Regions from separate parts of the Mus musculus genome. Here regions 2 and 3 are each linked to region 1. Evidence: chromatin loops called from intact Hi-C (ENCODE). Cell type or tissue: heart. All regions are shown on one strand.

Region 1 (8,000 bases):
AACTAGGTAGCTGTTTTATCTGTGAGGAGGGGGGAAAAACCCCGCAGGCAAATTACAGGAGAAATACGAAGCCCCAAGAGGGCCTTGGCTCCTTGGCACTTCTGATGTCATTTACATAAACCTAATTATGTCATAATTAGACAGCACTCTTATCTAGTTAGAAAGATGGCTCCCTTAAGTGCTTTATTGAGAGACATTTAGGGGACAATATTTTTAGGTAGTTAGGTAATATTAAGAGTTTCCATTCATTTAGAGTAACTTTACCCAGCCAGAGAGTCAGAACAACAGCGTCTTGGGGTGTTATTTTAAAAATAAGTCAACAGCCAGAATGTAACGGTAACAGCTGTTTTGAGAACACAACGCCACAGGCGGGACAGGTTATAAAGAAAGGAGGTTTATCTCAGCTTATAGTCCAGGCTCAAGGCTGGTGGATGCATCTGTAGTGGCTCCCTTAGTAACAGCTAGGATGCATCTGTAGTGGCTCCCTTAGTAACAGCTGCGGAGCTGGCTCAGACATAACCTGGCAAGCCAACCAGGATGAAAGGAGAGTGTGATGTCTTTCTCCCATAACCCCAGCATTGAGGGGGCGGAGCCAAGGATAATCCCTACGGCTGTGAGGCCAGCCTGGGATACACAGTGAGTTCCAGGTTAGTGAGACTCTCCCCACCTTTCCCCCCAGATTCAATCTTGGGACTGACCCTAACGCTATTGTCTAACCCTGGTCAACCCTCAGTCCCAACCCTGAGTCCCCACCCCCTAGACACTAAAACTGGATCAAGTCTCCTGCTTGAGAATGAAGAGCCACCATATAAAATCCCTGCGCATGTGCATCAGGCACCCAAACCACAACAATGGGAAGGCAAATCAAATCACTTGTAAGGGGCTCCCTTCCCCCAAATACACATTGATGCTCTCGATAAAAGAGCTACCGTATTCATTGCCGACAATGACGGTACCGGGAAGCATGTCCACGGGACAGCTATGCTATGCGTCTTCAGACGATGTGTATCCCAGCCCTGCCCCTATTTGGCTGATTAGAAAACCCTGCTCCTGGGAGGCTTGATCAAAGTCAGGTGCTCATTAAGTGAAGGGGAGAGGTAGTGGTTGCTGGTCATGAACCACCCAGCACTCAGGGTTTAAGACAGTGATTTACTTAACTCAGCCTGCATTTGGGCAGTTAGGCGGTACTACTGTGTCAGGGGCTTGCTCGAGTTTTCAGTCAGCAGATGCGTTCGATGATTCGATGAACTTAAAGGCTCCATCTGGCTTCACCCAGGCACAGCCACCTGGGATCCAAGACAGGAAGACAAAGCCACAAAGTCTCATGTAGCCTAACCTTGCAGGCCAGTTGCCAATCAATTCAGATCAAACTTGACTGATGCTGGACAGTGGGATGGAGAAGTCACTGTGAGATGCGTAGTCTCACTTTACGTCGGTGGAGAAGCATATTGGGTTTGGTTTGTGGTTGAAGGGATGGTTCAGAGGTCAAGAGAGCTTACTGCTCTTGAAGAGGAACCAAGTTTAATTCTCAGCCCCTCTGCAGAATAGCGAATAATGGATGTGGCTCTACCTCCCTCTTCTAGTCAGTATGGGAATTGCACACACATAAAATTAAAAACAATTATTTAAAAATAATTCCAAAATAAATTGATTTGGTAGCTTAGAATATAGCCCAGTGGGAGAACACGTGCCTAGTTTGAACATAGCTCTGAGCTCAATCTCTAGTATCAAAGGGAAAAGATGGACTAAAAAAAGATTTATATTTATACGTGTTTTGCCTGAAGGTGTGTGTGCACACGCACCTGTGTGTGTGCAGTACTTGCAGAGGTCAGAAGGGGACAGCTGATCCCCTAAAACTGGAGTTGCAGGCAGTTGTTTTGAGCTGCCATATGGGTGCTGCGATCTCCAGCCCCAAGATTTGGATTCTAATTTGTAACTCTATCGTTACAAGTGACATCTTAGTTATAAAATGAAAAAAAAAAAAAAAAGAACAAAAATCTCATTAAAGCTCCAAGTATCTTCATGAGAATAAGCAGATTACAGGAGACAGTAAAGAGCAATAGCTTTTGTGTGCAGTAGGGAGCGCTGTGTGCAGCCACAGAGCACCATTCAGGTGAAGAGACAGCTGGAGAAAAACTGGCAGGTCCAGGGCACCTTCCTGGTGACTTCCTACATAACCATGTTTACGAAGGTCAGAGGACCATTTGTAGGAGTCAGGTCTCTCCTTCTGCCATGTGGAGTCCTAGGGATGAACAGGGACCAAACTCAGCTCACTGAGCTTAGCAGAATGGACCTTTATCTGCTGTACCATCTCGCCAGCCCCAGAAAAGCTCACTCTTAGAATAAGGATGTGATTACAAAATGGAAAAGGAAGGACAAATTAAAAATTACATTTGTCACCAATGCCATGGTGGTCTGTTCAGGTAGAAATAGCCAGAGGCTACAGCAGGTGGGTAGAGGTTCTGTGGAGGACAAGATCTTGGCAAATCTGAATATGTCCTGGCAAACTACCAGACACCAACTCCATCCATCAGTGAATAACAACTTGACAGCAAGGGAGCAGGGTAGCTTTGCACACCCCAGATGCAACTGTCGGGAGCAATTCCATGTAATCCCCCCATGGCTGTCCCCAGGGATGCACAGACAGACATCCGGAACCCAGAATGGAGGGACAAAAGGCCATACACAACATAGCCTTATCAACTTGCTAACACAGCTGCCCGTAAACCCACAGCCAGACTTTCTCCAGACTCTGTGGTTTCTGCAGACCTCGACGAAAGCATGCCAGAACTCGAGGGTCATCTGGGGGGAGTTGGTTTAAAACACAGGGGCCACCAGGCAGTGGTGGTGCACGCCTTTAATCCCAGCACTTGGGAGGCATAGACAGGCGGATTTCTGAGTTCGAGGCCAGCCTGGTCTACAGAGTGAGTTCTAGGACAGCCAGAGTTACACAGAGAAACCCTGTCTCAAAAAACAAAACAACAAAAAAATAAATAAATAAAAATGCAGGAGCCATTTGTGAAAATCTGCTTCCCAGGGACAAGGGAGTCACACACTGGCAGACTATGATAGTGCATGCTGGGAGACAGGACGGGAAGATAGTGAGTTTGAAGTCAGCCATGAGCTACACAGTAAGAACCCGTTGGTTGAATTTCTGACTTCAGCCACGATACCAGGAAATTCCAACGTAGGAATCCACGGATCACTTTTGGAGGGAGGGAACTCAGAATCTGTCATCTTCCCACTCTTTAACCCCTGTCTCTTCACTTACCTAGGGTGACGCTGTACGCCGAGTTCCTTCCCATGAAGGCCAGAGCCAAGTGCATTTTGCTGATTGAGGTAAGGAGGGGGTGACAGGTCTCCCAGGAATTCTTACTGACTGTGAAGCAGCTTTCAAATGTATGTAGCCACAGGCTCACAAAGACTCAATTGAAAATTATGCACATGTATATATAGTATAAATGCTTTGTCCTCCTTCCCTCTTTCTTCCTCCCTTTCTTTTCTTCTTCTAATTACTTATTTAATGTATGTGGGTACACTGTTGCTATCTCCAGATGCACCAGAAGAGGACACTGTTTTCCATTGGTTGTGAACCACCCTATGGTTACTGGGAATTGAACTTAGGACTTCTACAAGAGCAGCTAGTGCTTTTAACTACTGAGCCATCTCTCCCACCTTCTCCCTGTCTTTCTTCAATTGGAGGTTGATCTAGGACAGTGGTTCCCAACCTTCCTAACTGTATCCTCTCGTACAGTTCCTCATGCTATGGTGACTACCAACCATAAATTATTTCATTGCTACTTCATAACTGTAATTTTGCCACTGCTATGAATAGAAATGTAAATGTCTGATATGCAGGATATCTGATATATATGACCCCAGGGGAAGGGTCTTTTGACCCCCACAGAGGGGTCATGACCCAGAGGTTGAGAACCACTGATCTAGGCTCTCACACATGCTGGGTGGGTGCTCTACTACTGAGCTATATCCCTGCCCTTTTTTGTCCTTTCTATTTCAAGACACAGTCTTGAAAAATTGCCCAGGTTGGTCTTGAACTCACTCTGTAGCTGTCAGGCCCAGCCATACAGGGACTGCAGAGGATTCTCGGCATACCAGTGCCTGTTCTGCCACGTGATCACACTTTGTGTCTCCTTACATGTTATGTAAGGGGAGAACTACTTCACCCTAAAATTCTCCAATTGTGACTCCCACCACCCCCTCAGCAAAGAAAGAAACAATTGTGATTTTAAAACAACAACAGTAGTGAAGTTTCTGTCACCAAGCCCACTCCAGAAGGACCAGGAGGGTCCAAGGGCAGCCCAGACCCTCTGCAGAGACCACCCTGCAGGGGAGGAGGCAGGGCAGTAAGTCAGTCCTGGTTTCTCCTCCACCCTGGCTTCCCTCTCATCCCCTGGACTCTCTATTAGCAGAACATAGTGGGAAGCCACAGGCAGGGAACCTAGTGGGTGTGTGTGGGTGTGTGTATGTGTGTGTGTGTGTATGTGTGTGGGTGTAGGTGGGGAAGGAGAATAACCTGGGGGATAAGGAAGAAATGACCCCAAGAATGGATACTGAGCCTGTGAAAAGAAGAAATGACCCTAAGGATGGATACTGAGCCTGTGTGAGGGAGAGATGACCCTAAGGATGGATACTGAGCCTGTGTGAGGGAGAGGTGACCCCAAGGATGGATACTGAGCCTGTGTGAGGGAGAGGTGACCCCAAGGATGGATACTGAGCCTGTGTGAGGGAGAGGTGACCCTAAGGGTGGATACTGAGCCTGTGTGAGAGAGAGGTGACCCTAGGGGTGGAGACTGAGCCTGTGGGGAAGGAAAGCTGATGTCAGGAGACAAAAGACAAAAGTAGACAATATGTATAGTCATGTGCAGAGAGAACGGAAGTCTAACCAGGGCTTTCTACCCACGCCCAAGTTTCCAGAGATAATGACTCTGAGACATCTTACCTATGAATAAACACCTAGGCCAAATGCCTTGGCTCCTTCCCTGACTACCCCATAACTGAATCATTGCTCTGTTCTACGGCCTGCCATGTGACCTGGTCCTCAGTTTCATACACCGGTCTTCCTCTGTCATCTGCACCTATTTCCCAGAATGCCCCACCCCCTCTCTGCCGGATGCCCCACCTTCTAAGCCTGCCTCAGCTCATTGACCAGAGGCTTTTTTTATTGACAGGTGAAACTTGCATACATTGCACACAAGATTCCCTCTCCATGGAAGCTCTCCTGTCCGTCAGTCCATACACACACAGGGAAGATGTGGTATATCAATATGTAATAGTAGCATCACACCTTCAAAAGGCAGGAAACTATAACAAGCTACAGTGTCCATGAGCCACCAGGACATTATGTTTGAAGAAATCCAGACATAAAGGACAAGTGCCATGTGATTCTGCTAAGCAGGTGGTCAGAATAAAGCAAAATCAAAATGACAGGACAGGCATCTTTAAACACGCCCATCATCCCAACACTTGGGAGGCTGAGGCAGGAGGATCTCAAGTTCAAATCTAGGCTGGGCTGCATAGCCAGACCCTGTCTCGAAAGCTTTTTAAAAAGGACAACGAGAAAAACACAGAGACTTCCAGGGAGTTGGGGCTGGGCAGAGTCGGGGCTGACTGTCGTGGAGAGAGTTTCCTTTCACAGAATGACCGCTGGTGGTCCACTGCATTGGTGGCCGCAGGACCGGCGGGACGTGCTCGATATCAGTGCATACCTAAAATGGTTAGGAAAAAACATCCAAAGAATTCAAAGTCCCTTGCATGCCCCCTGCCATACCTGTGACACAGACTACTGATCCTTCCCTCCTGCTTCGCTGTGGTGTCCTGTTGTGCGGTGCTGCGTGGGTATTACGTGAGCAGCGTGGGAGGGGCGACAGCAGGATGCGCCAATCCCGTCCACCGTACCCCACACTACCTGTATGGACCACACTACCCTGCCACTGACTCTCACTCTCCCATGCTAGGTCTTCTGGGCCATAGGGACCGTGTTCGAGGTGCTTCTGGCTGTGTTTGTGATGCCCAGCCTGGGCTGGCGCTGGCTGCTCCTGCTCTCGGCCGCTCCACTACTACTCTTCGCTGTTCTGTGCTTCGTAAGTATGTCTAAAGTTGTCACTTTTTTTTTTCTTTGAGACAGGATTTCTCTGTGTAGCCCTGGCTGATCTGGAACTCACTCTGTAGACCAGGCTAGACTCATAGAGATCCACCTGCCTCTGCCTCCCAAGTGCTGGGGGTAAAGGCATGCGCCCCCACTCCCTGGCTTGAGGGGGAGATTTTTTGAAATGGTGGTCTTCATTTGCTCCACCTGACCCCAGAACTCTAAAAGCAACCACAGTGGTGATGACAGCTTCATGCTTTTGTTACCCCGTTTAACCCTGTAAACACCTGAACGAGGAGGAATCAGAGGGAAGTGGGTCCTATAACCCAGTACCTTACAGAGGACTCTGTTCAAAGCCAGGTCTCTCACCCCAGAGACTTGCTGCTTAAAGAAGCCCACACAAATGAGAGAAGGTGGCCAGGAGGGCGTGCTCTGTCCTATACTGACCAGCCACACCCTGGGTCTCCTGTTCCCCCACTCCCAGTGGCTGCCAGAGAGTGCTAGGTACGATGTGCTGTCCGGGAACCAGGAAAAGGCAATCGCTACTTTAAAGCGGATTGCAACGGAAAATGGAGCCCCCATGCCTCTGGGAAAGCTTATCATCTCCAGACAGGTCAGTGTCTGTGTGTGTGTCTGTGGGTCTGTCTGTGTGTGTGTGTTTGTGTGTATGTATGTGTTTGTGTGTCTGTGTATCGTGTATCTATGTGTGTGTGCATATCTGTGTGTCTATGTCTGTGTATGTTTGTGTCTGTATCTGTATATCTCTGTGTATGTGTATTTGTGTGTCTCTGCGTGTAAGTGTGTGTGTGTGTGTGTGTTTGTATGTGTGTGTACACCAGGCTCCAGCGGAGTCCTATGCACTGGAGGCTAGACAATAACCCATATATCCTTGTCTTGAAACAGGAAGACCGAGGCAAAATGAGGGACCTTTTCACACCCCACTTTCGTTGGACAACTCTGCTGCTGTGGTTTATATGGTGAGAGCTGCTGGCTGCCCACTGTGAGCCACTCCCATCATGACCCCTCCTACCGAGAGCCCCTCCCACCGAGAGGCCCTCCCACCACACACTGTTAGGAACTGCTGGGGCTGCCCGCTGTGAGCTCAGCCACCAGACTTGATCGATTGGGACTTTGAGACTTACTTATCTTGCGTGCATGTGTGCGTGCACAAATGTTTGCACATGCGTGTATGAATATGTGTAGATGGGAGGGCCAAAAATGATGACATCAGGCATTTGTCACAGTCTCTCACAATCTTACAAATCAAGGCAGTGTCTCTCACTTGAAGCTAGGCGGCTTGCTATGAAGATCTGGCCTCTGCTTGTAGAATGTTGAGATTAGGCTGTCAGTACCACACAACTGATCCATCCGCATCCGGGTACCACAAGATCTGTTCACTTCTTCGTGTTTTAAACTTGACGTGGGGCCTCTCAGATAAGTAGCTTTTAAAGGAGACGTTTCTGTCTCTGAATTTCAAGAAAACGCGTTGCCAGCCATCCCTAACGATGCTCTCTAAGGTAGATACAGTAAAGATACAGGAAGGCTGCACAAAACCTGTGTAGCAGAGAGATGGGGCAGCTGGGTTGAGGGTCCAGGAGCCTGGACCACATGATGGGGTTGATGAAACCAAAGAAAGTGGAAGAAAACTCCCAAGGGACCTTTCTGCAAGAAGTCACTGTCTACTGCAGCCAGGGCCTTCCCTTCTGGACCTGTTGCCTTGGCTACCACTGGTGGTACACAGCCCATCCTTGAAAACCAAGCTGTGGCCAACATGGCCATTCTCAGAATCCCCCAGTTTAATTTTTCTTAAGTGACAGCCATGGGAGGAGACTGGAAGGGGGGCAGACACAGAGAGTGATTAGTTTTCTCTTTGCAGCAAGTCCAAAGTCCAATT
Region 2 (8,000 bases), 88 kb after region 1:
GGTGGTGGTGCACCCTTTAATCCCAGCACTTGGGAGGCAGAGGCAGGTGGATTTCTGAGTTCGAGGCCAGCCTGGTCTACAAAGTGAGTTCCAGGACAGCCAGGGCTACACAGAGAAACCCTGTCTCGGAAAAAAAACAAAAACAAAAACAAAAAAAACAAGAAAGAAAAAAAGAGAAAGCAAGCAAGCAAGCAAGCTGGGCTGCTATTCTCTTGGTGGTCAGGCCACAGCACACCAGCTGAAGGGCCAGGATCCCAGGGAAGGTTGCATGACCCTCTATGGTGGCTGAACTTGGCACTGCCGCAGCTTCCTGGACCAGCCTCCTCTTACAGCTCTCTCATGGGTGTGTCCAGCCTGGGGCCACACACTCACACTATACACTGTAGGTATAGCTCAGCGTGTTTGTAGACCCAGTGTCACACTGAAGTGTTCAAAGCTGTTCACTCCCTCGGGCTAAACAGAAGAGCTGGGATAAAGGAAGAAAAACTTCCAGCTAAGATGAGCGTGTTTCCAAACAACTGCTCTTGTCCAGGGAGGGGAGAGCTCGCTCACTCACAGGCTACCTGGCTAGTGCTGGGCTCCTCTTCTCTGCTACTCTAGGCTGGGCTCATCAGGGCCATTTGAGGTGGGCGGGGCTGAGGAAGTCTGCGTTCTGACCCGCAGGTGATGCCCCCAGTGGATAATCGCTGTGGCCAAGTTGTTACTATCATTATTAATTATTATCGTTTGTGGCAGCCGTGGTTGGTTTTATCCACTTTTCTTTTCTTTCTTTCTTTTTTTTTTTTTTTTAAATTCTTAGGAACCAAAACTGAATTTAATAAACACTTGGCTCAAGTTTATTTCCTCATCCTGCCAGGATGGTGGGACAGATAGAATTAAGGACAGTTGGGCTGTTTTGCTGTGTCTGAGGGACATGGACATCCTAGGAGCTCTCACCTCCCTTTGGGGCGGGGGGGGGGGAGGGACACGACGACAGGGGGACCCTTTTGCCTGTGCCTTTGCATCCCTCAGCAGCCCATTCCCTGAGAAATTCTCAGCTTTGAGTTGTTTTTTTTGTTGTTGTTGTTGTTTTGTCAAAAGAAATAAAAGTGGCTAACTAAATAAAGCTTACATATTGTAAAGCCCCCTCCTCCCCTCCCCCAAGATGTTACACACTGAGGCGCAGGTCAGCAGTGCACTCAGGAGCCCCTGCTGTTCCTTAAAGACCTTTCCTGCCATTAGACGCCTGCAGTACAGCCCTGCCTACAGACCTGAAGGCTTTAGAGTTGGTTGCTGGAATGTGACCCAACCAGCTTGGGAGAGTTAGGGGCTATGGGATGGGGTCTGCTGCTGGCGACTGTTTATTCCTTTGGAAACGGTGAGGGATATCCTGTCTGCCTGCGAGCTTAATTGATACAGCCTCTGGGAGTTGACAGTTGTTTCTAGCTACTGTGTGTCCCTCACACACCTCGCTAGCAGAGCCTCCAAGAGGGAGCCATTTCTGAATTGCCTTTCCACCGCTACAGAACCCAAGCCGCCTTGCGCCCTCTTGCGCTCCCTCCCCCCCCCCCCCCTGTGGACAGGTCCCATCCTGAGTTCCTCTCTCCTTCCTGCCTCCCAGGTCTGCCCTGCAAGTGCTTCACAAGGCCTGCGAAGTGGCCCGGAGGCATAACTACTTCCCAGGAGGAGTGGCGCTCATCTGGGCCACCTACTATGAGAGCTGCATCAGCTCGGAGCAGAGCTGCATCAATGAGTGGAATGCCATGCAGGACCTGGAGTCCACGCGGCCCGACTCCCCCGCGCTGTTTGTGGACAAGTAGGTGCTGAGGCTCCTCCCACACTGATCAACACTGCTCCCTCTCAGGGTCTGGCTTCCCTCACAGCCCCTTGACTGAGAACCCCCTTCCAGAACAGGTTTAACCTGAACCTGTGCCTGTGGGCCAGAGTTTCTCAACCTTTCTAATGCTGTGACCCTTCAATACAGTTCCTCACATTGTGGTGACCCCCAGCCATGAATTTATTTCATAACTGTAACTTTGCTACTGTTGTGAATATTTGAGTTTTCCAATGGTCTTAGGCATCCCCAGTGAAAGGGTCTTTTGACGTCACCCTCCTACAGGGGTCGTGACCCACAGGTTGAGAACCACTGCTCTAAAAGGGGTGTGTGTGTGTGTGTGTGTGTGTGTGTGCCCGCACGCGCATGCACAATACACTCCATGTGTGCATTTGTGGGGAGCAGTTCCCCACTTCATACGCTCACCACAGGAACATGCCACCCTGCTCCCATTTATGCTCTGCCTAAGCCTTGTCCCTTTAGGTTGCCAATCCTAAGTTTACTTAGAATTGTGGATGCAGAGTCTGCCGTCATGGGTATCTGGATCCAGAGGGCTGTGTCTGCCTTCACAGCACTGAGAGTGACCTGAGGCCACACTCTTCCATTCCCTCAGAGTGAGGTGTCTGCTGCAACGCGATACTGGTTTTAAGAGTTGCTCAGATGACCAGACACAACCAAGAGGCCATGAGAAGAGATGGAAGGATGGTGGCCGATTGAGGCATTTGAAGTCAGCAGGGGGAGTGGACTGACTGTCCAGGTCTTCACTCCATGGTCCCGGGAGTTAATTGATTAGCAGGACTGGCATATAGACATGCAGAGTGCACAGACTTTGATTTCATGGGAGGACTTGATGAGGATGCAGCGATGGCCCCAGGTAGAAGTGTCAGATGGAGACTGACAGCCCGTGCTGTTTGTTGGCAGTTACCATAGGTGGTCTATGCGGAGAGCGAGTCCCCTACCCACTGACTCCTCCTGTGGGGCTGTAGATGGGTCTTCTCTGTCTGCTCACACTGAACACACACCCACAATACCCTGTACCTGGGCAAGCCACTGTCAGACCCGTGAGGACGTGAGGGGTCGTGGGGGGGGGCTCCTCTCTCTCTCTCTCTCTCTCTCTCTATATATATATATATATATATACACACACACACACACACACATACATATATAGTATAGATGTTTAAATGTATAGCGGCTTCCTATACCTTTTCCTCCTAGGCCAACCGAGGGCGAAAGAACTGAGCGCCTCATTAAAGCCAAACTCCGGAGCATCATGATGAGCCAGGACCTTGAAAATGTGACTTCTAAGGAAGTAAGACACCCTCCCCCTCGCCTACCTCGCCCCCTAACCCTTCCCTTCCCCTTCCCCTCCCTCCCTGCTTCCCCAACCCTCAGCCCATAGGAGGCACACACACACACACACACACACACACACACACACACACACGTGAGTTTGTCTTCACCACAGAGGCAGGCTCACGATCTCTTGGGTTTTTTATGTGTGCATTTATTGTGCACCCTGGAGGCTCCCCCACACTTTGCTCTGCCGTGGTACCAAGTCTGTGGAGGGCCCAGGCTTAGAGTTTGGCTTTAGTCTGATTGCAAAAGACCATAGGCAGCTCGACTGCCCTCCCTGAGCCCTGGGGACAGCTGTAGAAGGTCCTTGGGTTCCTCCAAGGAACCTCAAGTCTTCTGCGTCCTCTACTGCATTTGTGTGTCCCCTCGCTGCATTTGTGTGTCCCCTCGGCCTTGTGCTGGACAGGGGATGTAAACCTCAGGCTTTTCCCTATGCCTTTTCAATTTCTCCTTGGTCAGTTTTTCCTTTGTCAATAATAATAATAATAATAATAATAAATATAGTAAAAGATGTTGTGGGAGCTGGAGAGATGGCCCCTAGGTTAGGAGTACTGGCTGCTCCTTCAGATCACCTGAGATCCATACCCGGTGCCTTCATGGTAGCTCACTGCTAAAACCCTCTCCAGGAGATCTGGCGCCCTCTTCTGGCCCCTGCGGGCATTGCAGGCACATGGTGCACTGCATACACTCAACCGAATCTAGAAGCCAGGCATTGGGGCACACACACCTTTAATCCTAGGACCAGGACAGAAGTTCTCTGACTTCAAGGACATTGTTATCTACATATTGAGTTCCAGGCTAGCCAGGGCTACCATTGTGAGACCCTGCCTTATAAAACAAAAATCTTAAAAATATATAGTTTTTGGTTTATATTTATTTATTTATATACTTAACTGGGGCTGGGAATGTGGCAACATGAGAAATGCCCATTTATTTGTTGTTTGTTAGTGTGGGGTATTTTTGAGTCGGGGTCTTCCTCTATAGTTCATACTGACCTGGAACTCACCTTGTGGCCCCCCAGGCTGACCTCAAACTCAAATTCCTACCTCAGCCTTAAATCTTCCAGGTCTTTCACTGGTTAGTACTTTTTTAAAAATCACGCTGTGGTGCCTTCTCCTACAGGGGAGCGACTTTACCTTCTCACTGCAGTATATTTGGTGCTTAATTGTAAACCTGTGTTTTAAACTCGATAGAAAAAAAAAAAAAAAAACCTTAGGAAAAAACAGATTTCTTTGTTGAGGACAACGGACTTCCTCCTGCTGGGTTAAGTTGGAGGTGGAGTGACTGAACTCCGGAAACCCACACAGATGTGCTACCCGTGTCTAAACGCATCACCCTGGGCCAAAGAAAATGAGGACAAACTCACACTCTTTTGTAAACCAGTCACACAGTTCCCCCTGTGGCTTCATGCCTGTGCTGAAGTGGGCTCCTGTTGGAGCAGATCACTTCTGATAGGCTCCACCCCACATCACTCCTGTCTGTCCCGCCCACAGATCCGAAATGAGCTGGAGAAGCAAATGAACTGCAACCTGAAGGAGTTCAAGGAATTCATCGATAACGAGATGCTGCTCATCCTGGGCCAGATGGACAAGCCCTCCCTCATCTTTGACCATCTTTATCTTGTAAGAAGCCTAGCTCTAGTGGGACCGGGTTTGGGGGCCTAATTTTGGGACTTGGATTGGGGACCATGCTCAGAGACACGTACAACCCAGATGAGGCTGTGCCTTAGCACCTACCAGAAACAAAGGTAGCTTACTTGTTCCTCTCTGAGCCCACTGAAGGATGCACTCTTCCCCTCCCCCCACGTCTCCTGTGCTTGGTGTCTCCAGACCGTAAATATCCGTAGAAGGCAACTGGCCAATCTTCAGAGGCAAGCAGGTTGCTAAAATTAGCTAGGAGATCATGAAGTTGAATGGAAAGACCCAGCCAAAGCAGGGCAGTGGTGGCGAATGCCTTTAATCCCCATACTTGGAAGGCAGAGGCAGGTGGATCTCTGAGTTCAAGGCCAGTGAGTTCCAGGCCAGCCAGGGCTACACAGAGAAACCCTGTCTGGAAAAAACAAAAAGGAAGAAAGGGAAAAAAAAAACAAAAACAAAAACAAAACATCAAGGCCAACTTCCTGCCCTGTGCCCTCCCACTCTACTGAGTCAACTTGTCTCTTCCTTCATAGAGCGGTTAGGATGACTAAGTGAAGTGCATTCTGGAGCCTGCAAGCGCAGGTTCTGTAGGCCTGGTTGTGGGCCATAACTGGCTAGAAGAGAAAGTGTCTCCTTACGGGAATTGAAGGACGATGGCGTTAGCCACTGAGGGGAAACTTCAGTCTTCATAAATAGATGTTTGTGTATACATACATACATACATACATACATATGTATACATACACACACACGTGTGTGTGTGTGCTTTAAGTAGGTTTTGAGACAAGCTCACTCTGTAGCTCAGGCTAGCCTAGAGTTTGTGATCCTCTGCCTCTGCCTCCTGAGCATTGAATGTATAGATTTTTATGTTCTTGTTTTTATGTGACTCTCCCTGCATGTACAGGTCTCAGGCTATATCCACTGAGATGTGAGAGTCTGGGTTTGAATAACTTGAAAAGGCAGAGAGGGTATGTGTGTGCTGGCTGGCCTCCCTGAGAACAGTGAAAAGCCGCCTCCTCCACTCTGTCCACTAGGTGGCGGTCACAGCCAAAGGACTCACAGCCTTTGTGGCGCTTGTGAAGTCTTTCCATGAGTGATAGTAAAGGAATTTTATGCACGAGGCTGCCCCTGAGATGTGAAAATCCAGCTCACGTTGCTTGATGATCAAACCCTGAGCCCCAGATGACCTGGGAAGCTCGGGAGAGGAAGTTGGCAGGCAAGGAGACGGAGATATGGAGACAGGGATGGCCTTGCCAGGACTGAGGTGGCTGCATTTTCAAGAGCATCCCTGGTTGCTGTTTGTGTTTCTATTCGGTGCTCCTTGACTAGAAATAGAGACGTTTTTAATGATACAGTGTATCCATGTATCCAGTCAGACAGCTACAGACTTAGAAACAAATCATTTTAAAGGAGAAAAAAAATATTTCCAGCTCCCACAGGGAGGTTGTCACCCACAGCATTTTGCTGTTAGTTTGTTGTTCAGTTTTTTTTTTCTTCTTTTATTATTATACATAAGTACACTGTAGCTGTCTTCAGATGCACCAGAAGAGGGCACCAGATGGTTGTAAGCCGCTATGTGGTTGTTGGGATTTGAACTCAGGACCTTCGGAAGAGCAGTCAGTGCTCTTACCCACTGAGCCATCTCTCCAGCCCCTGTTGTTCAGTTTCTTATAGGGCTAGAATTGGAACGTGGGCCCCACACTGGCTTTCTCTGATGCCTGTGTAGAAAGAGGAGGCTGCGCCTGTGCTGTTCCAAGTAGACTTTGTCTCTCTGGTTTGTTTGTTTGTTTGTTTGTCTTGGTTTTTTCTTTGAGTGTCGCCTACTTGCACCACCGTGATGATTATTTTACTCATGGCAATCTTCTTGCCTCTGCCTCCTGTGTAGTGGGATGGTTTATTTTGAAGTGCCCATCATTGGGATCTGTGGTCATTTGTGTTACTAGTTCCTGGGAGCACTGTTTGAAATTCATAATTACCGCGTCAGAGGGTGGGAACTTTTTATTTTTATTTTTATTTATTTATTTTTTGAGACAGGGTTTCTCTGGGAACTTTTAAAGTATCAAATACCTACCAGGAAAGGGACCCAGGGTTCCTTCTGTATCTAATGGTGAGGACGACACAGTGGGCTATGCCCATGGCAGAATAAGAAGACTGGGGGACATGACGCAAACGTCTCTGAAGTTGGGGGATCAACAAGGCTCTGTTTCCTCTCTGTCACCCTCAGTGATGCCCAAGGGCCTCAGGAACCTGCTTAGACTCCTTCCTCTCCCTCTCCTGGTTCTTTTCCATCCTTCCTTCTGCTCTGAGGCTGAGGCCCCACTGTCACGTCCCCCATCTGTGCCGAAAGCAGCTCTGAGACTGGAGTGTGAACACTCACAGAGCTTTGTATGATCTGTCCCCCAGGGCTCCGAGTGGAATGCATCCAATCTGGAGGAGCTGCAGGGCTCAGGGTAAGTCTGCTCCCGTCTTCCCCATCTCTCCAGGCAGCGTAGGTAGCCACTGCCTTGGCCTGCCCGCCTCATGGCCTCTGTCCGGTCTCTGCAGTGGCTGGAGGGGCTCATGTGCTTCAGAGTACTACACACAGTAACCCATGATTTGTAGATCCTTCCTGGAGTCTTAGGTGATTGTGGGGGTCTTGGAGCAGCTGAGTCACACCGGGGAATGTAGGACAGCCTGGCCCTAGGCAGGCTCTGAGCTCCTTCCCACAGCCCCACTCCCCAGAAGAATTGCCGAAAACCATTGTTGGAGAGTTACTGTAACAAACCATTGCATGGACACACACACACACACACACCCCTGTTGGCCTTGTATCGAGTCAGCAACTCTGAGAACTGAGCCACCCCTGGTAATCCTTTGGTTCTTGGTGGGAATCTTCTCGTGACCGAACAGTCATCGCTGGGCAGGAACTTGCCTGTCTCTGAGAAGTGCTCAGTAGCAGGAGTGAACCTTTGAGCTAAGCCCTTCAAGGAAGCTGTCACAAAACCACCGTTCTGTGGTCTGATAAGCTGGCCTTCTTGAACCAACTGCAGTTGAAAACTGAGACTAAACAGAGCTTAAAAGTATATCCTTAGAACTTCCGGTCAGAGGTATCCACCACCACCCCCCACCCCCCCAGCAGAGTGCCTGGCCAGCGTGCGGTCAGACCTCACGCTTTCGTCTTACTGGGAATAAATGCATGATTCAGGGAACTCTCT
Region 3 (8,000 bases), 51 kb after region 1:
AGTACGGTGGTACACGCCTGTAATCACAGCACTTTGGCAGAAGAGGCAGGAAGATCTTGAGTTGGAGGCTAGGCTGGGTCACTTAGTGACTTGAAAATAATTTTGCTTTTTTTTTTCTTTTTTGGTTTTTTTTTTTTTTAGTTTTTTTTTTTTTTTTTTAAGATTTATTTATTTATTATATGTAAGTACACTGTAGCTGTCTTCAGACACTCCAGAAGAGGGCGTCAGATCTTGTTACAGATGGTTGTGAGCCACCATGTGGTTGCTGGGATTTGAACTCTGGACCTTCAGAAGAGCAGTCGGGTGCTCTTACCCACTGAGCCATCTCACCAGCCCTCTTTTTTGGTTTTTTGAGACAGGGTTTCTCTGTGTAGCCCTGGCTGTCCTGGAACTCACTCTGTAGACCAGGCTGTCCTGGAACTCAGAAATCCACCTGCCTCTGCCTCCCGAGTGCTGAGATTAAAGGCGTGCACCACCACGCCCGGCTTTATTTATTGATTTTTATATGAGCACACTGTCTCTGTCTTCAGACACACCAGAAGAGGGCATCTGGTCCCATTATAGATGGTTGTGAGCCACCATGTGGTTGCTGGGAATTGAACTCAGGACCTCTGGAAGAGCAGAGGGTGCTCTTAACCACTGAGTCATCTCTCCAGCCCTAATTTTGCTTTTTAAACTTTGCTCAGGTCAAACATGATTAAACACACACACACAGAAATTCTATGGTTTGCACGGAGTCTCCAGAGTTACTCCTTCTAGCTGGTGCCCCTCTGGGTTCCTTGAACGTTGCATTGGCAGAGTAGCAGAGGATGCTGGAGGAGAGTTTTCATGGCATCTCCTTCCTATTGTTTTACAGGTCTCCAGAGCAAAGCCACATCCTTTAGAGCATCTCTCCCTGCAGCCGCTCCCACTCCTGGAAGGTCTCGCTGTTCTTTAGTAAATCTATGTTCCTTTTTTTCTTTAAAAAAAGGATTTAATCTTTAAAATTTTAAAAATCTCGTTTTATGTGTATGGAAGCATAAGGAGGCCAGCATGAAGGCATCAGGTTCCCCAGGACTACAGCTACAGATGCCTATAAGCTGCCCTATGGGTGCTGGGTACTGAAGCCAGTGGTCTGGAAGAGTGGTCAGTGCTCTTAACCACTGAGCCATCTCTCAAGCCCCAAGATTCCACATTCAGATCAAAACAATCAAATCAATAACACACCTTGCTGAGAGAGAGAGAGAAAGAAAAAAATCACAAATCTGGTGTTGATTCTGTCTCTTTATGTTCTGATGTTTGGGTCCATGCAGATTCACATACTAGTGTTGCTTTGCTAAAATGCCATCTCAGGGCCGGGGAGGTGGATTGGCCATCTTTGCTTGCTGTTCCTGCAGAGGAGCAGAGCTCCAAAGCTGGCAACTGCCTGTTGGTATGTCACCCCTCTTCTGGCCTCCACGATCATCTACATATGCATGCCATTACACACACACACATACACACACACACACACACACGAAAATAATAGCAAATCAAAATAGTATCTGTCACTAATTTGTGAGAATATGTCTTTAAATATTTGGCACTCTCCCACCCCTGCCTCAGCCCAATCCCAGCCTGCTCCTTGAGCCCTTTCACAGGAATATTCCTGGCTGAATGCCTAAGATACCGGGTGATTAATACAGAGGTAATGGCATGGTATGCAGCCTGACACTCTGTGTGTGTGGAGTTGGGGGCAGGGCTCTGGGAAGGCTCTGGTGAGGTGATGTCCAACTAGCCCAGGAGTCTTTCAGCTGAAGGAAGAAGTAAGAGGGGGTGGAGCTGGTTTGGGGAGGGGTCCTGAAGCAGGATGAGGTAGCAGGGCCAAGGCAGCAGGACAAGGATTTTAGCCCCACAGAGAGCATGCTGTGTAGGGCCCTGTGGCAGGGGTGTAGGCAGAGGTGAAACCAAGAGCGTTAGATCAGGCCCCTGCCATGGAATGGGGAGATATGGGAAAATTCCAGACCCACCTGTCTTAGTCGGGGTCACTATTGCTGGGATGAAACACCAGGACCATAAGCAACTTGGAGAGGAAAGGTTTGTTTGGCTTGCACTTCCACATCATAGCCTATATCTGTCCAGCGGCCACGGAGAACTGGGTACACCTGAAAGGTAGGCTGGGAATGAAACAGGAAGGGCCTGCAAGGGAAGAAGGAAACCAAGACAAAAGATTTCTGATCGTGGCTCAAAGTTTAAGTTTTAGCACTGCAGTTTATATAGGGGAAACCCAAAGACCCATCCTTTGTTTCGGCTGGATTCTGTTGTACAACAGAATCAGCAGCTCAGCGGCAGTCTGCTGCTGTTGGTGGACAAGGCAGGAGACTTCCACCCTGGTCGGAAGACTCCACCCAGGTTGGTGAAAGACTGACTGTGGCAATTAAGGTCTGATTAGCCTGCTCAGAGCTGGGGAGAGGGCACAATAGCCCATTACTAAAGGAAGTCAGGACAGGAACTCAAGCAAGGCAGGAACCTGGAGGCAGGGACTGATGCAGAGGCCATGGAGGGGTGCTGCTTACTGGCTTGCTCCCCATGGCTTGCTTAGCATGCTTTCTTATAGAACCCAGGACCTCCAGCCCAGGGGTAGAACCACCCACAATGGTTGGGCCCTCCTCCAAAAATCACTAATTAAGAAAATGCTCTACAAGCCCAGATTTTATGGAGGTATTTTCTCAATTGAGAAAATGCCCTCCTCTCCTCTGACTTTTGCTTATGTCAAGTTGATATAAAACTAATCAGTGCACCATCTCTAGGGGCTGTCTTCTCTGGGGATCCCCAAACATTCAAATGTGAGTCATAAGAAGACCATACAGGCTTCGAGACTGGGAAGTCTCAGAATCCTGAGCCTGATGCTCCCGGAGGGCTGAGAAGGTCGTCTCTGCTCTAATTGATGACATCCACAACTTTATGAGTTTAAAACTGACTCCGCAGAGATGTCTTGACCTCTGCAGGTGGTCAAACTGTGACATGCATATGTTCTCACACACACATACATACACACACTCATATGCACACATACTCACACATATATGTATACACATACATATACACACACTCATACACACATGCACACCCACACACATACACAGATATACACACACACACACACAAAGCTGGCATTCTGGAACACTCGTGATCATCTATCAGCCAAAGAATAGCTCCAAACAGAGGGGAGCCCTGCTGGGTATTGCCATTCAAAACCTGTCTTACTTAGTGCTGAAAAACTGTGGACCAAATTCACAGACAAAAAGTATACTCAGTCCTGTTTTGACATAGTTGCCTTCTGAAAATGCAGAGGATGCTTTGTGTCGACATAGGGGGCAGTTAATGGCGCCATTCTCAGATCTTTAAAAACCGAGACTCTTTGCACTTAGCAGGAGCGTCTGTTAAATACGAGCAACTGGAAACTTCCTTACATTGCGGGGTAACCCCACTGAAAATCCCCTTTAAGGGTTGGTTACATGGTACATAAAGGAGCCTTGCCACTAAGGCTAGTGACCTGAATTTGATTCATGCATGTATTCATACGCATATCACACACACACACAGATAATAATAAATAAAAATTTAAAAAGAAAGACAATCCTTATTTGAGGATGGAGACTGTTGATACCCTCAAGACGGTGGAAGAGGCAGGGAGGAGCCAGGTTTCCTCTCGGGCTTTGAGGATGATGGAGTGGGACTGGAGACTTGTGATTAGCAAGGCTTGGGTACCACAAGAGGTCCAGAGTAGGGGTCGGGGCTCTGTGAAAGAGAAGTTTCTATCAAGTTGCCCAGTACCGCCTTGCTGGGGTCCCTCACCCTGGCCCACTGGCAACCTTTCCAAAGCCAATGCAACGCGCCCGCTTATCCCCACTGCTGTCCCCGGGCAAGCTTCTGGCCGGCCCACAGTTCTCTCTCCCTCCGTGGGTTAGTCCAGCTCACGGAAATCCTGCCTCCTAGCAAGTACTACTCCTTCGAGAAGCCTTTCCTCTCGCCACCCACTAGTCTGCGTTTCTAGACACCAGAAGGAATTCGAAGATTAGATCAGCCCTTGGTGGTGCAGGCGTTGGAATCCAGGACCTTGAGTAGGCCGGCGGGACACCCTGCTACTGGGCTACACCCCAATCCTATGCAAAGCAACTCTGCAAGCGGATTTCACAGTCCCGGGGGTGGGGTGGGGTGGGGGGAGGCCCCGCACTTTGTATGAGCAGAGTAACTTTCCTTGAAAGAATAAACGAGTGAGTCTTTTACAAACTCTGGGCAGCTTTGCTCTGCTGGCCTTGCCTTCGGAGGCCTCAGTTTCCCTACGCTGCCCGCGAGTCTAGCGGCGGAGGAGGGGCCCAGGCCGGGCGGCTGCAGCCAGCGCGGGGGCGCGCGCGAGTGGACGTGACCGCGCGGCGGGGCCCGCCCCAGGCCGGTCACTGGCGCATGCGCATCACTGCCCGAGCGCTGCGGGCCCGGCGGACTCCGGAGCCGGGGAAGGGGGTGGGGGGTGGGGAGTTTGCGGGAGGGAGGAGGGAAGAGGGAGGGAGCGAGGGGCGGGCCCGGCGCGGCTGCCCGGCCGGCTGCTGGAGGCCCCGGGCCGGGCCCGCGCCGCGATGGCCTTGGTGACCCTTCAGCGCTCTCCCACGCCCAGCGCCGCGTCTTCCTCCGCAAGCAACAGCGAGGTGAGCCCGGCCGCACCCTCCCACAAGGTGTGAGGCGGAGGTGCGTCCGCCCTTGGGGTGCGGGCGTCCCCGCGTCCCGGTGACTGAGCATGCGCCGGGCTGGGGTCGCGGAGGTGGGGGGGCGGGGGGGGATGCTTCCAGATCGCAGGGCACCAGGAAAGGCTCTGGTCGGCTCTGGGCTGCAGGGTCTCGGGTTCCGCTCGGGGCCTGAGCTCATGCTGCTTAATCGGGGTAGATGGGGACCGGAGCGTCCGGGTCCTCAGGACGGCCTGCCCCAGGCTGTGCTACCCCAGCCGGGCTCATCCCACCCCCTTCCCCTGATGAGCTTAAGGCCTCGGAGTAAACCCCGGATGACCCAGCCGGCTGCAGGGGACGCCCCGCTGTGCTGGGCTAGCCCCGCAGGCCCAGGAAGTTGCCAGCTGGAATCTGGGCCCTCTCCCGGGGTTGTGTGTCTGCGTGAGACTTGGCTCAGCACCCCTGCGTGCCCGTGTTGGTGCGTTTTGGGCTCGTCTTGCGGGGACTGGCAGGCATCTTTGCAGAATGGCTGTGAGGTTAAGCCTCCAGGGCCCTTTCTGTCTGAGACTCTTTCATGAGTTTTATCTGCAGGCAGAAGGTTCTGGTTGCCTCCTCTTTGCACACAATTAGGCAGGGCAACTGAGAAGTTAGATTGTAGTAAGGCCTCTCTTCCCACACAGCTCGGTTCCCCTACAACAGTTTACAAAGTGCCTTTTATCTTGTGTTCTTCCTAGGAAACTACAGGAGCATAGGGAAGCAGGGAGGGGCAGTACAGGCCTTTGCAGCCGAAATTCTCTTCCTTCCTTCCTTCCTTCCTTCCTTCCTTCCTTCCTTCATCATGTAGTTGTGGCTGGCCCCCTGCCTCTGCGTCTCAGATGTTGTCAGTTCAGAAGAGCTTTCCACACCTGGCTCTCAGCCTGGATTTCTAGCCAACTTCCATAATGTTATGGGAATTTAACACTTGGTCGCTTCCAGTTCCTGTATTAGACACATTTTTAGGCTTTTAATCTTTTTTTTTTTAGTTGAGATGTAACTCACAGCCTGTGGCTTTACCTTTTGGAAGTATGTAAGTCAGCGTTAGTAGACACACCCGCTCAGCCACTCAGTCCCGAAGCTTCAGCGCCCCGCCCTTCTCAGTTACCGCTTGTCTTTGCTTCACCCCCACCCCGGGGCGTCCCCTACTTCTCTACATTTGCCTACGCTGTAGTTCATATAACAGGAAATATGCAGTGTTGCCTCTGTCTGGCTTCTCCCTCTAAGCGTGCTGGTCTCAAGGTTTGCCCATACTGGGTCTAATCATTTCTTTCCTTTCTATAAGAATTCATTGTATGGGGGGTAAATTTTTTTCAGGACACTGATTAGGACATTTTAAAAATCATTTTATTATTATTATTATTATTATTATTAATGTTATTTAGTACTAAATGTTTGAACCAGACCCTTGTGTGTGCCTGGCACTACGCACACTACCTACATTTTAAAAATTACATTAAGGTGTGTATGCATGTGTGTGCATGCGTTTGTCTCTCTGTCTGCTTCTGGGCATATGCAGGTGCCCACGGAGACCAGAAGAGGATGTTGGATCCTGTGGAGCTAGGCTTACAGGGGGCTTGTGAGCTGCAGGTTGTGGATCTGGGCATCTGCTTTTAGGTCCTCTGGAAGAGCAGCAAATGCTTTTAACTGCGGAGCTCTCTTCTGCAGCCCCCTTCCAGCCTCCATTTTAAATCATTATATGATGATCTCCCAATGACCAATTAACAGAAGAGAAAGCCCAGAAGAAAGCCAATGTTTAAAGTGTGAGGAGGCCCAGAGCCCTCTTGACTTTTACATCCTAGGAATGTGGAAGGTGGAGGCAGGAAACCCCTAGTACAGGCTGCATGGCCAGGCTAGTGAAATTAAGAATGGGCAAGGTGAGCGAGACCCTGACTCAATATGGAAGACAATGACATCGCCAGCAGCCACATACACACACACATGCACATGTGAACACATACCAGTCACACCTGCAAGTACACACAAACCCTAAAATCCCAGATGGCTTTTCTTTAACTTGAGCATGCCTTTGTCACCTGGGATGTTCCTGGGATGGCTAAGCTGCCTTCCCGATGTGCCCAGGTCAGGAGCAAGGCAGAGAGAGTAGACAGCAGGTGCTCCCTGTGCTGGGAGACTGGAATCCCGATTGGCTGTGCCTCCCGCCCATCCTTTTCCCACTTGGCTTCCTCTCTCTCTCCAAGTCAGATCTTCGGATGGGCCTGGATTGTTTCTTTGGGGATGATGCCGTCTCTCTCTGCTTCTCTGGCATTCCTGACCTTACATCACCTTTCAGTGGAAAACCTCAGATGGTGACTAAGAAGTCAATGGCTGCGGAGCCCGTGTCCTCTTTCCCCCAGTCTGTTATCCAAATGCCACTTCTTTTATGAGTCAGGGAGACAGCGGTTTCCTGACAGAGCTAGGTTAGCAGTGAAGCCTGGGAAACCAAGGGAAATCACAGCTCTTGGTCCCACAGCAATCTTGTCCTCTTACTTTTGTCCCCCATCACCTCCCCATACTTTCTGGATCTTTAATTATCTCGTATTTGTCCTTTTCCTGTTGACCTTATTGAATTCCTTTGTGAGATCAAGGGGAGCTGAGAAAGAGATACATAAACTGTTTCCCCTAGGTGTATAGCAACATTGTTTTGGACCAATGTGCAAGGTCTGTTTTTCATGGGCACAGGCTAGTCTCCAGGCACTTGGGACCAGGGCTTCTCAGCCTCGCTGCTGACCCTGAGACTCAGAGGTGGAGGCTTCTCCTTCAGCAGCATCCTCTTGCTCCGCCCACTAGATGCCAGTAGCACCCTCCAAAAAAATGCCCCAGTGGCCCTTATTGAAGGAGTCCTTACATGTGGTGATCCGCTGCTGCTGTTTGCTTCTGTCTAGTGCTGCAATGTGTGGGGGGCCTGCCCTGGTTTTTCCCTTCTCCTTTACAGCCCAGGAGCCAACGCGGTCCATTCCCAGTGTGTACATCTATAAAGTTGTACATAGACTCTTCATATAAGGGGGACACCTTATGGAATACTCATTCTTGGTGGAAATGGTCTCCTCTTGATGTATATCCCATACTGCCCAGTTCCCTTCCTACCTTAGCTCTGGATCCAGTTCCTGCTGCCCTTGACCTCTGGCTGGCTGGCTGGTCCCCAGTCAGTCTTGTGTCTGTCCTGGCTGTCACACTGCTCTGATGTTCTCTTCCACACAGTGGGTGCTTTAAAAAAAAAAACACGCCAACTCCTCCTGGACCACCTTGTGTTTTCTTCTCATTTTGTGTTTTTGCCCAGAAAGGAGA

The links. A loop is a pair of places that touch in the nucleus more often than their neighbours do. Peaks named below come from ENCODE experiments on the same cell type or tissue, not always from the same donor. Only the 100,000 strongest peaks of a DNase experiment are listed, where the experiment ranks them.
Region 2: a loop joins it to region 1, with 8 times the contacts of the local background. A loop is called at or near these places in 38 of 42 quality-filtered maps.
Region 3: a loop joins it to region 1, with 4 times the contacts of the local background. A loop is called at or near these places in 4 of 42 quality-filtered maps.

Annotation. Positions count from the first base shown.
Region 1 is chr5:114,040,907-114,048,906 of GRCm38, reverse strand. It overlaps Svop (SV2 related protein), which reads left to right. Exons shown (of 16, transcript NM_026805.1): 7 at 3,276-3,339; 8 at 5,976-6,101; 9 at 6,591-6,719; 10 at 7,010-7,083. Among named protein-coding and RNA genes, the nearest start is that of Gm16108, 21 kb to the left of the region's middle. In heart, CTCF peaks have their summits at 1,576 and 3,565 (motif pointing right); no DNase peak of the experiment used is centred here; H3K4me3 peaks cover 635 bases; H3K27ac peaks cover 863 bases; H3K27me3 peaks cover 1,104 bases.
Region 2 is chr5:113,952,509-113,960,508 of GRCm38, reverse strand. Ssh1 (slingshot protein phosphatase 1) reads left to right here. Exons shown (of 15, transcript NM_198109.5): 8 at 1,601-1,795; 9 at 3,032-3,125; 10 at 4,663-4,791; 11 at 7,210-7,256. Among named protein-coding and RNA genes, the nearest start is that of Gm52826, 19 kb to the left of the region's middle. In heart, CTCF peaks have their summits at 3,819 (motif pointing left) and 5,822 (motif pointing right); DNase peaks (open chromatin) are centred at 3,808, 4,685, 4,998 and 5,948; H3K4me3 peaks cover 359 bases; H3K27ac peaks cover 4,158 bases.
Region 3 is chr5:113,990,328-113,998,327 of GRCm38, reverse strand. Ssh1 (slingshot protein phosphatase 1) reads left to right here and starts at 4,538. Exons shown (of 15, transcript NM_198109.5): 1 at 4,538-4,664. The coding sequence starts at 4,596. Gm52825 (a long non-coding RNA gene) reads right to left here. Exons shown (of 3, transcript XR_003955978.1): 3 at 6,094-7,919. In heart, CTCF peaks have their summits at 4,014 and 7,498 (motif pointing right); DNase peaks (open chromatin) are centred at 4,417, 5,037, 5,587, 5,807 and 1 weaker place; H3K4me3 peaks cover 2,651 bases; H3K27ac peaks cover 2,843 bases.